Linked DNA regions of Homo sapiens: region 1 is linked to region 2. Evidence: read pairs that join two places in POLR2A ChIA-PET (ENCODE). Cell type or tissue: endothelial cell of umbilical vein. All regions are shown on one strand.

Region 1 (5,000 bases), 170 kb after region 2:
TGCGTAATTTGTAAAAAACAGAAATTCGTTGCTCACAGTTCTGGAGGCTAGGAAGTCCCAGATCAAGTGTCAACAGATTTTGAAGGTCTGTTCTTCATAGATGGTGACTTCTATATGTTCTCACATAGTAGAAGGGGCCAGGCAGCTCCCTTCAACCTCTTTTATAGGGGCACTAAATTGATTCATGAGGGAAAAGCCCTCATGACTTAACCACTTTCTAAAGGCCCCACCTCTTAATACTATTACATTGGGGTTTAAGTTTCAACATGTAAATTTTGAGGGTACACTAATATTCAGACTATAGCAAAGGATATTATAATATTATGGCCTAAGGGAAACCTGACCGATTTGATTGAGGGAAATATTAATGTAAAGCCATAAAAATTATTATTTATAGGATATTATAGATAATTTTATTCATATATTTTTAAGTAATACAATAATTTTGGAAAAATCTAGAAAGAGATGTTGCATGTGCTCTAATAGAAAGACTTATTTTTTGTATGTCAATAGTACATTTATTCATTCAAACTAGAATGTAGGCTTAATGTGGGCAAGAATTTTTGTTTGATTTTTTCATTGCTATGTTGATTGAATCTAGAATGGGGCCTGACACATAGTAAATGCTCAATAAATATTTGTTGAGTAATTATTCTAGTTGATAACTAGAAATAGACATTTCCTGAATCTCCCCTTCACTGTCTAGTTAAGTAATAATATAAGGTCATATATATTTTATAAATTATTTTTCCCATCTTCTTTCTTAAAATCCAACAATAAACTATAACCAAACTCTGATAAACCTAACCAAGTTCTGAATTGATGGAGGCCAGATTAATGGGATTTTATTACATTCTAAACAGGACATAAAAGATATAAAAGGTTAGAATAAAAGTGAATGTTCTCCTCTAGAAAAGTCAAAGGACTAACTTATAAATATAGACAGGTCAGAAAAGGAAACAAACACCTATTTATCTAATGATTAGTTACAAACAAACTAATGAGTTGAAAAAAATTAGAGAAGAGGGCTGGGCGCAGTGGCTCATGCCTGTAATCCCAGCACTTTGGGAGGCTGAGGCAGGTGGATTGCTTGAGCTCAGGAGTTTGAGACCAACCTGGGCAACATGGCGAAAAATACAAAAAATATAAAAATTTCTACAAAAAATACAAAAACTAGCCAGGCGTGTTGGCGGGTGCCTGGAGTCCAAGCTACTTGGGAAGATGGCTTGAACCCAGGAGGCAGAGGTTGCAGTGAGCCACTGTACTCCAGCCTGGGCGACTTAGCCAGACCCTGTCTCAAAAAAAAAGAAAGAAAAGAGCAAGTCAATTTCCCTAACTACCAGAAAAAATCTTTCCCTCAAGGAGAAAGCTGACTTATAATGAATGTTGTGGTCGAGGTAGTATTATGTTTAAAGGAGCTCTTCTAAACGTTCAGTTATTAGGGTATTTTCCACATTGGTAACTAGGCAGAGATCAGCATGTGCAAGGTTTCACTTCTAACTCATGTGGTTCAGTTTTCCAGTAAAATCACATGTAGAGAGAAGCTTTTTACCTGAGACCACCTACTCATTTCTCCAGTTGCAGAAAGGCAGTGTTTCCCCTATGGCAACATAGGTGCCATCACAGGCCTCCTCATGTTGGGGTGAAGTTGTAAAGTAGAATTTTGTCTGTTTTGCTTCAAGAGCTTTCTTTCTTCCCAGCTCCTTTGCGGTGGCCTCACCAGACAGAGCCTCCTGGCTGTTCACATACCTTCTTTTACCTCCTGTATTTTGCTGTTTCAAAGGGTAATGATAGGGAAAAAAAAAAACCAAAAAAAAAACAAAACCAGTGCTAATAACCATCTCCCTACTGTAGTCCCACTATCTTCAGCAATTTCATGTAAATATATTTTTTATTTATCTTGGAAACACTGGTAATGTCTGGCTCAGTGTATTCTACTCCATAAATATTTGTTGAATAAAAATGCATGAATGATAGCCCTGCATTCTGTTCCATTCAAGTCATCTTAGCAAATATTTATTTAGCATTTGATGGTTTCCTGGAATTGTATTAAACTGTAGATATTTAAAAAAAAGAGATCATCTCTGTGCATGACAAGCTCATAAACAGTTTAGAATAACATCAATGTTGGGATTTTCACGCACCGTAGAAGACCAATAAGGCAAATGTTTTCAGATGCAGTATCATGTTAGAGCCCTTAAATTCAGCGGCCTACTCTGCTAATTCATAAGGCCTGTTTGTTTTTGCCACAGCTTCTCTACATGCATATTTTTAATAACCAGAAAGAGTTCTTAGGTGTGATTCCAAATACTATTTTTAAGGCTACGTTAGGTTTCAGTAATTCCTTTAGGACTCAAAATGTAGTTTATATTTTAGAATCCATTTCCTCACTGATTATGAGCCCAGAGAGCTAATTGTGGCTGGAGACAAACAGAACCTTGCTGACTGATACTGCTTTATATTCATGACCACTAACCTCAACTGGGCCCGGAGAGCCACACAGTAATCCTACTACATTTCACTAGCCAAGTCACTGTCTTGCTAAGCCAGGTCATTGCTTCATTACTTTTTCTGTCATCTCTCCTCTCTAGTATCTTCCCTTCCTCACTCTCTATTGAAGACCTGCTTCCTACTTTCCTGAGAAAACAGAAGCAATGAGAAATACCACAGCCTCCCTCATTGACTAATGCATTGACATCTGTACCCATATAGTTGATCTTTCCTGCTATTGCTATGGATGAATTACCATTGCCCTAAGGTCAACTCTCCACTTGGGTACTAGATCTTATCCTGCCTGCCTACTGGAGGACACTGCTCCAAAACTTTCCTCTCTTCCTTCTGCATTGTCATTGTCTCTGTCTTTACTGGATCATTCCCATTGGCTTTTAAGCATGCTGTAGCCTTTGCCCTTTTGAAAAATATAACCCTCCCTTTGTTCCTGACCTCTACCACCCAATTTCTCTGTTTCTTTTTATGAAAAAAAATCAAAAGAGTTGTCTGCACTGTCTGTCTCTATTTTCTCTCTTCTCTTTTATCTAGTTTAGTCATGTTTTATGTCCTCACCACTCCACTGAAACAGCTCCTGTCAAAGTCACTGATGATTTCCCCATTGCCAGATTGAATGGCTTATTCTCAGTCTTTATCTTACTTATGAAACATTTACTATCCGAGCATTTAATGTAGCTCTTCACTTCCTCCATTTGGCTTCCAGGACAGGACTCCCTTTTGCTGCTCCTCCCACCTTCCTGGAAACTTTATCTCAGTCTCTTTTGCTGATTCATCTTCATTTCAGATAAATTCATAGTGACCCAGAGCTCTATATTTTGTCAGCCTAAAAAAAGACACTAGGGAAGATTATCTTCAAATTTGTTGGGTTTACTTGAGAATATAAATAAGGAGTATAATACAGAATGCATGACATGGCAAGCCAGCAGTGCATTTGGTGAGGGAAAGGATAAAGGGAAGCTTTTATTACCAAAAAGGAATATATGTGAGCTATTTAGGAACAGAGTTCATTAGTTCCAGAGGCTCAAAGCCAGAGTGATTGTCAATTAATAAGTGGAGATGTATTACTGGGTAAGCGGTCTTCCAAAAACATCTTATCTGGATTACTGCAGTCCTAAAGGATGTCTAGTGATAAACCTTATCAAAGCAGGGGATGACTGAAAGGTTTTTAGAAAGTCCTTGGGAACAGTTCTTATCTCAGACATGTAAGCATGGGCCTCTTCTCCTTCAGGCCTTTCTTGCCCTATTTTGTCTGGGTCTGACAAAAGTGATTTCATCCTGGTATGTGCAACTTTCACACCTAGGACCTTTTATTATCTCTATTTACAGTCATTACCTAAAGGATAGCCTTCAAATTTGTGGTTTAAAATTCCTCAATGTATATCTGTGTCTAAATATCTCCACCAAATACAGCTGCCATGTTTCTAACCTGTCATTCAAGGTATCTTGAAGTTAACATTTTCAAAACCAAACACCCAGTTTCCTCTCCCAAGACTTGCATTTTCCATTTCAGTAAATGGCAACTGTATCCTTTGCATTATTCAGGTCAAAATCAGGTAGATTCTCCTGGATTCCTCTCTATTATGGCCTTCATCTAATTGATCAGCAAAACCTTCCGGCTCTATCTTTTAAAATGACCTCACCACCTACACTGCAATCCAAGCCAGATCATCTCTCACTTGGGAGTATAAGAACTTCTAACTGGTCCACTCGCTTCCTCCAGAGTCCCTTATTCATGAGTTTTCACAGTAATCCTTTTCACATGCACCTCAGGCCATGTCACCCTTCTGCTCATGAACCTCCCATTTCATTCAGAGATCAAAGCCAGAGTCCCTCAAGGACTCTATGTGACCTTGCAAGTCTTCTAAACTTTCCCCTCTTCCAAAACTCTCTGATTTTGTCTTTAATCCCTTTCCTAGTAAAACCTCACTGACCTCCTTGCTGCTCTTTGAACAGGCCAAGCAAGGTCCTGCCTCAGGGCCTTTGCATGTTACCTAGAATGCTCTTCCTCCAGAGAGCCACAGGGTTTCCTTATTGCCCTAATGTCACCCTCTCAGATAAGACTTTCCTCATCTCTCTAAAAAACAAAAACCTTAAAACCCACCCCTACTCTCAGAACTGCCTAACCTTTTTACTCCGCTTTAGTTTTCTTCTGAACATTTCTCACCATACATAGATCAGATTCTATATTTATTTGTTTCCACCAAAATGTGTGCTTCATGACAGTTGGGACTTTATCTGTTTTGTTCATTGTAGCCCCAATATCTAAAAATATACTTGGAATATAGTCAGTGTTAAATAAATATTTATTGAATGAGTGATTAAATGAATGAAAGACACTATTTACCATTATCAACATAAATCTGCAATGTTTTTTGAAAATCTATAAATTACAACTATATCTAGGTGCTCAGGGAACATCAGAAAAATATGAATTATACTAACTCCCTTCACAAATCATCTGTCATGTATTAGCCCATGAAAAAAAGAAATAG
Region 2 (5,000 bases):
CATCTGTTTAAATTAGATTCTAGCCTCATTAATTGTTATTGTTGTTATTACTTCTCTAATATTTAGACTAAAACCTGAATTCTTTCCTGGCTACAAGTTTCCAAACTAACATTTTCAAATTTTTCTTCCATTTTTGACTTTAAGCCACTGAAAGTTGAAACTGTGCTTTTCTTAAAGCCCTACAAACTGAAACTAGACAACGTAAACTTCAGGAAAAATCAGAAGTTAAATACAAACAGCCTTCATGCCTACTGATGTATAGAATACTCAGAAAGTTCACTTCAATGCTGATTTGAACTATAATCCAGTAAAATCTGTCAGATTGCCACTGCAATCTGAAGATACCTCAAGGACTCTAAAAAACTCTATACACTACTCCAGACATTAACCTTGGTTTTTTCTTCTGTTTCCACAAAAACATCTCTTATTAAAGATCTGTTTCCCTTCATCATACACAGAGGCCTAGTGTACCTACAATGCCACCTTCTAAAATGGGACACAAATGTTTAATCCATTCTTAGGACTATGACTAAAAAAGATATGGGGCAATACATTTAAATTTACTCTTTTCTGCTTATCTAGATTTGTTTTTTCACTTCTTTGTCTATCTCTGATGACCTCTGGCCCAAATGGCTTTTAATATATAAAACTTTATGAAGTTTTAAAGTGAGGACTGAAGGAAATTAAAATATTTTACCCCAAAATATATTTATCTGACTTATTTCTCACAGGCCTCTAGATTAGGCCTATGAGACACAAAGTAAATTGATACATTGAAAAAGGCCAAAAAGAAACTTCAAAATTATTTTTCTAATAAAACGCCCTTTGAGAGAACCTTCAAAATTATGTCAGCCTCTTCTAGGCCTAAGGATGAAGACAGGAGGTTGCCTTAGAAAGGATTTTCCTATTATTTGAAGGGAAAAAATAAAATTAAGTATCATGTAACAACAAGGCTAGCAGGCAACTTAGGAAAGTGTATAACAGGACGTCATTTGAATACAGGGATCCAGGGAGGTGGATTAATTTATGTAAGTTGCCCAAGGAACTTCAGAAATGAAGGTGACAGAGAATCCAACCCATGCTGCTCAAAATCAGAAGTTGGAAAACCTGTAGGTATATATTAGGGTATCCTAAGCAAGGCTGGCTATCAAGAAAAGACACCAACGTCTTCAAAAAAGAAATTATCAAGAAGCACAGAAGAGTCATGATAGCTCAAAACTAAGACTGCAATTCTCAAACTTTAGTATACCCGACAATTGCCTGGAAACCCTGTTAAACATAAACATTTCTAAGCTTTACTCTAGAGATTCTGACTGAGTCTATCTGGGTAGGCCTTGGAATTTCTACTTTCAATGAGTTATCCTAAGTGATTTTCCCACCATGCTGAAGAGAAAAAGGAATGCTGACCGAAGGATTTGCAGGGGATTCTCAAGCACAGAAGGAAGCTTAAAGCCTCTTGTAGGAGGAATGGCTGAGCTAAATGGGTTATAACTGGGATGCTAATGACAGAAGCTGCACTGTATCCTGTGAGACTTCGACCCTGCAAGGGTATCAGCAGATTCCCATCTGTCTGCATGTGCAAGCCATCCTTCAACAGTGATACCCTGCACCAGTATGAAGCAAGAACAGTAGTGAACTAATCAGACAATTCAGTTTTTGCCTCCCTGTGGAGTTTGTAAGTAAAATTAATCACCCTGGAATGAGTAAATCCATGGAGTTCTTGGACTACTGTGAGGAGAAACATATATCAAAAGGAAAGTATAAACCTTATATAAGCAAGAATGACTTTATTTGTATCCCATGTTGATAATGATAAAGTACACTAAGAAATCCCAGGCAAATAGGTTTACTTATTAAAATTAAACATAGGCTTTCCGGCATCATCCGTCTCCTTAACTAAAAACATGGCCTATTTCTCACATTCTCGCTACTCTTATGCTGAAGACGAAAGCCATCCACTTTGCCCTTGAGGCATTCACTTTACAAAACCAAAACATACCTAGAGCTAATTTGGGGGAGGGGCCTAAAACTGTCTCAGCCAGCCCAATCCCTGGCATATAGATTGTCTCTAGCTTTCTAAAGGAATTCACACAAATTGACCTGTTACAGCTTAATTTGGAATTCTATTCACAGCAAACAGTTCAATTTCATGATTTGAAACCACAGACTTTCTGGATTTTAACCCAATCTAGTCTCTAAACTGAGATCAGGTGGGCACCACTCTATTGAGACTACAAAGATAAACAGCAGAGCAGTAAAAACTTGACCTCTGAAATCTCTTCCCTCACTACTGAGTAATGGGGCATCAGAAAGGAAGTCACAAGGGTAATGGCCCTCTTTTCCCCAAACGTTAAGGACCTACCTCTCTGGGTTTTGCCTTTTTAAGGAAGCAGGCCCACTTGGCTAATTCATTTGGAATTCAGACAAGCTGTGGCCTCTTGAATCATAAAGCACTAGAATCACAAAGTCAGATGAAAGAGGCCTCAGGCTTCAAGCCACCAACTTTAGCTCAATATTCAAGTCAACTTGGCTCTCCTGGCTGAAGACAAATTAGTCTGCCTCAAATAAAATGGATCAGGAGGAAATGAGATCATTGGAAATGTCAGACACAGCTTTCAAAAGTGAGCCATTTAAGGTTTGGCTCAGGCATAGGAAAACCCCCCCAATTAGCTTCTGGCCAGCATACTTTCCCTACAAAACAGCCAGACCTCAGTGAGGCAGAGAACACAGCAGTTCTCATTAGGGGTTAAAGGGACAGGCTTATCACTACCAAGCTATTAATCTGCCCTGTCAGAAATAGACCTAATTCTATTCCTTCCTCTATTCAGATAATACATTTTCCTTTTCCCATGCTCTTCAGAGCTAAGCTGCCTCCAAGTAGAGACTATGCCCTCCCTGCATTCTTAAAGAATATTTCAGAAACTATCACCACAATTTGTCAAACTAAGACAGTATGTGAGGAAATAACGATTTGGGTCTTAAGGCCATCAACAGACTCTTATCTTAAAGGAACAATTTTCAAATAATGCAGGTACCAAAAGCTAACAGTATTTTTCTACTTACCTTAATACAGCCAACTATTGTAGTTGTAAGAGCAGAATTATACTGCGTGCAGAGTACTGTGGCGTACATTAAGATAAACCTAGAATGAAGAAAGAGGTATAAAATCCAGTTTCTCACTTTATACTAATCTCTAGCCAAGATAAACAATCAGTGTTGGCCAAGCCAGCACATTCTAGTCACTGACCAGCTATGAATTTTCCCCACCTCACTGCTTCTTATACTGCAGCTTCAGAATTTTTAAAATTTCACTAAATAGAAACACATTCATCTCCTTACCAAGAGTTTTTCTTTGCTGCCCTCATCAAAACCCTGAACCATCTCTTACAATCATGACTATTTTTATAGATCATGCTTCCTACTAATACACCTAAGCCAGCCAGACAGAAAGCTCAGAGCTCACAGACCCTAAAATGCAGTTGTGCACCTTCCATAAGGACAACATGTCCTCTGGGCCAGACGAAGACAAGAGAGATCCTTAAATATTGAAGAAAACCAAATTAAAACTACTTTAAGAGGGGATACAGGTTCACTTAACAACTAAGTGGCAGCAGTTGGAACTCTCTGATTTACACTGAGGCTTCTCAGCTTAAGTACCAAGGCATCAGGTCAACTTTATTTTGAAGCACCTGCTCACTGTGTGCCAGATCCAGTCACAAATAGCAACTAAACTGACTGGCTGAGGAAAAAAAACACATTAGAGAAATATGGACATGAGGATAAGAGGCACGTTTGCAGGTATCCTCTTAACCTCTACATATTCTCTCCTATGAGGAAGAAAACATGGTAAAGAGGGGTCAAACTGCCCCAAATTCAAATGCTGCCACTGCCACCTACAAAGTGCGCAAATTTAGACAATTTACTAAAGTTCTATCTGTCAAATGGTCAGTATAGAGATAAAACTATATAATGCATGTTGAAATATAATGGTGCTTACTAAACAGCAGGTTATCAGGTAAATTTTTTCTTTTCTTCATCCTTCTAAGGTATCAATTCAGTAGCCCTAAGAGCACATTCCCAAGAGCTATGAAACCACCTGAATCTGGAGGCTTAATTATCCTAGGCTGACACACTCAGGAGACCTAAAGATATTGAGAAAAGAGGCATGCAAATTTCTCTAACCTATTTCTTTAGGAAAACTATCTGCTAACAAGGTAACAAAGGCTTACCCCATCACACAGGAGAGGGTGAACTGCAGAAGAAAGAGGGTGTCAGCCCAGCCTTCAAACTCCACAGCCTGCAACACACAAGAAAGCATTAAATTTTAGACCAGGCCTTCAAAATCAGCTATCCCGTTTTAATGTAAATCCTTCTACGAGTCTGCCTCCAACACAGACACAGACACAGACACAGACACAGACACACACACACACACACACACACACACACACACAGGTATATGTTTCCCTGAATTACTCCAAGGATAGAGAGTGATGTTCAAAGATTTCATGTATACAGAGTTGAACTAGTAAGTAGTTTCATAAGATTTTCTCCCATCCAAAATGTAACGTGGGGATTTTATACTTCTCACTATTGGTGCAAAGAAACTGGTATTTCCTTGAAGGCACAAGCCACATTTGGCTAATCTCAGTTCTTTCAGATGGCTATTAATGTGCTAGTACTAAAGGCTTTCTCAAACATTAAAACATGTTTCCTTTCTGTAACATGTGAAAGCTTAAATACAGCCTTAGTTATACAAATTCAGCTGAGGTCTATTCAAGGAGAATTACTGTTTTAAAACGGTTCATTCTAAAAACAAGGTATTTTGTGTTGTTGTTGTTGTCTGTGTTAAGCCAAAAGGAAAGGAATAAAGAGAAATGAAAGGGTACACTGATCATCTCATCTCTTGTCCAAGAGGAATGGATTCTCAAGTACCTAGTTGTTTTTGCAATAGGAGTTTGATAAGCAAATGTGACAAACATTCCACCTTTTTATCTCTG

The links. Peaks named below come from ENCODE experiments on the same cell type or tissue, not always from the same donor. Only the 100,000 strongest peaks of a DNase experiment are listed, where the experiment ranks them.
Region 1: POLR2A ChIA-PET joins it to region 2 with 7 read pairs; 2 of 35 experiments call an interaction of 5 or more read pairs at or near these places.

What each region holds. Positions count from the first base shown.
Region 1 is chr1:67,188,637-67,193,636 of GRCh38, forward strand. The region is part of intron 4 of IL23R (interleukin 23 receptor); the gene reads left to right. Among named protein-coding and RNA genes, the nearest start is that of IL23R, 25 kb to the left of the region's middle. In endothelial cell of umbilical vein, no CTCF peak of the experiment used is centred here; no DNase peak of the experiment used is centred here; H3K27me3 peaks cover 418 bases.
Region 2 is chr1:67,017,306-67,022,305 of GRCh38, forward strand. SLC35D1 (solute carrier family 35 member D1) reads right to left here. Exons shown (of 12, transcript NM_015139.3): 9 at 4,230-4,297; 10 at 3,064-3,142. Among named protein-coding and RNA genes, the nearest start is that of SLC35D1, 34 kb to the right of the region's middle. RefSeq lists an enhancer at 3,239-4,037. In endothelial cell of umbilical vein, no CTCF peak of the experiment used is centred here; DNase peaks (open chromatin) are centred at 2,636 and 3,196; H3K27ac peaks cover 1,147 bases.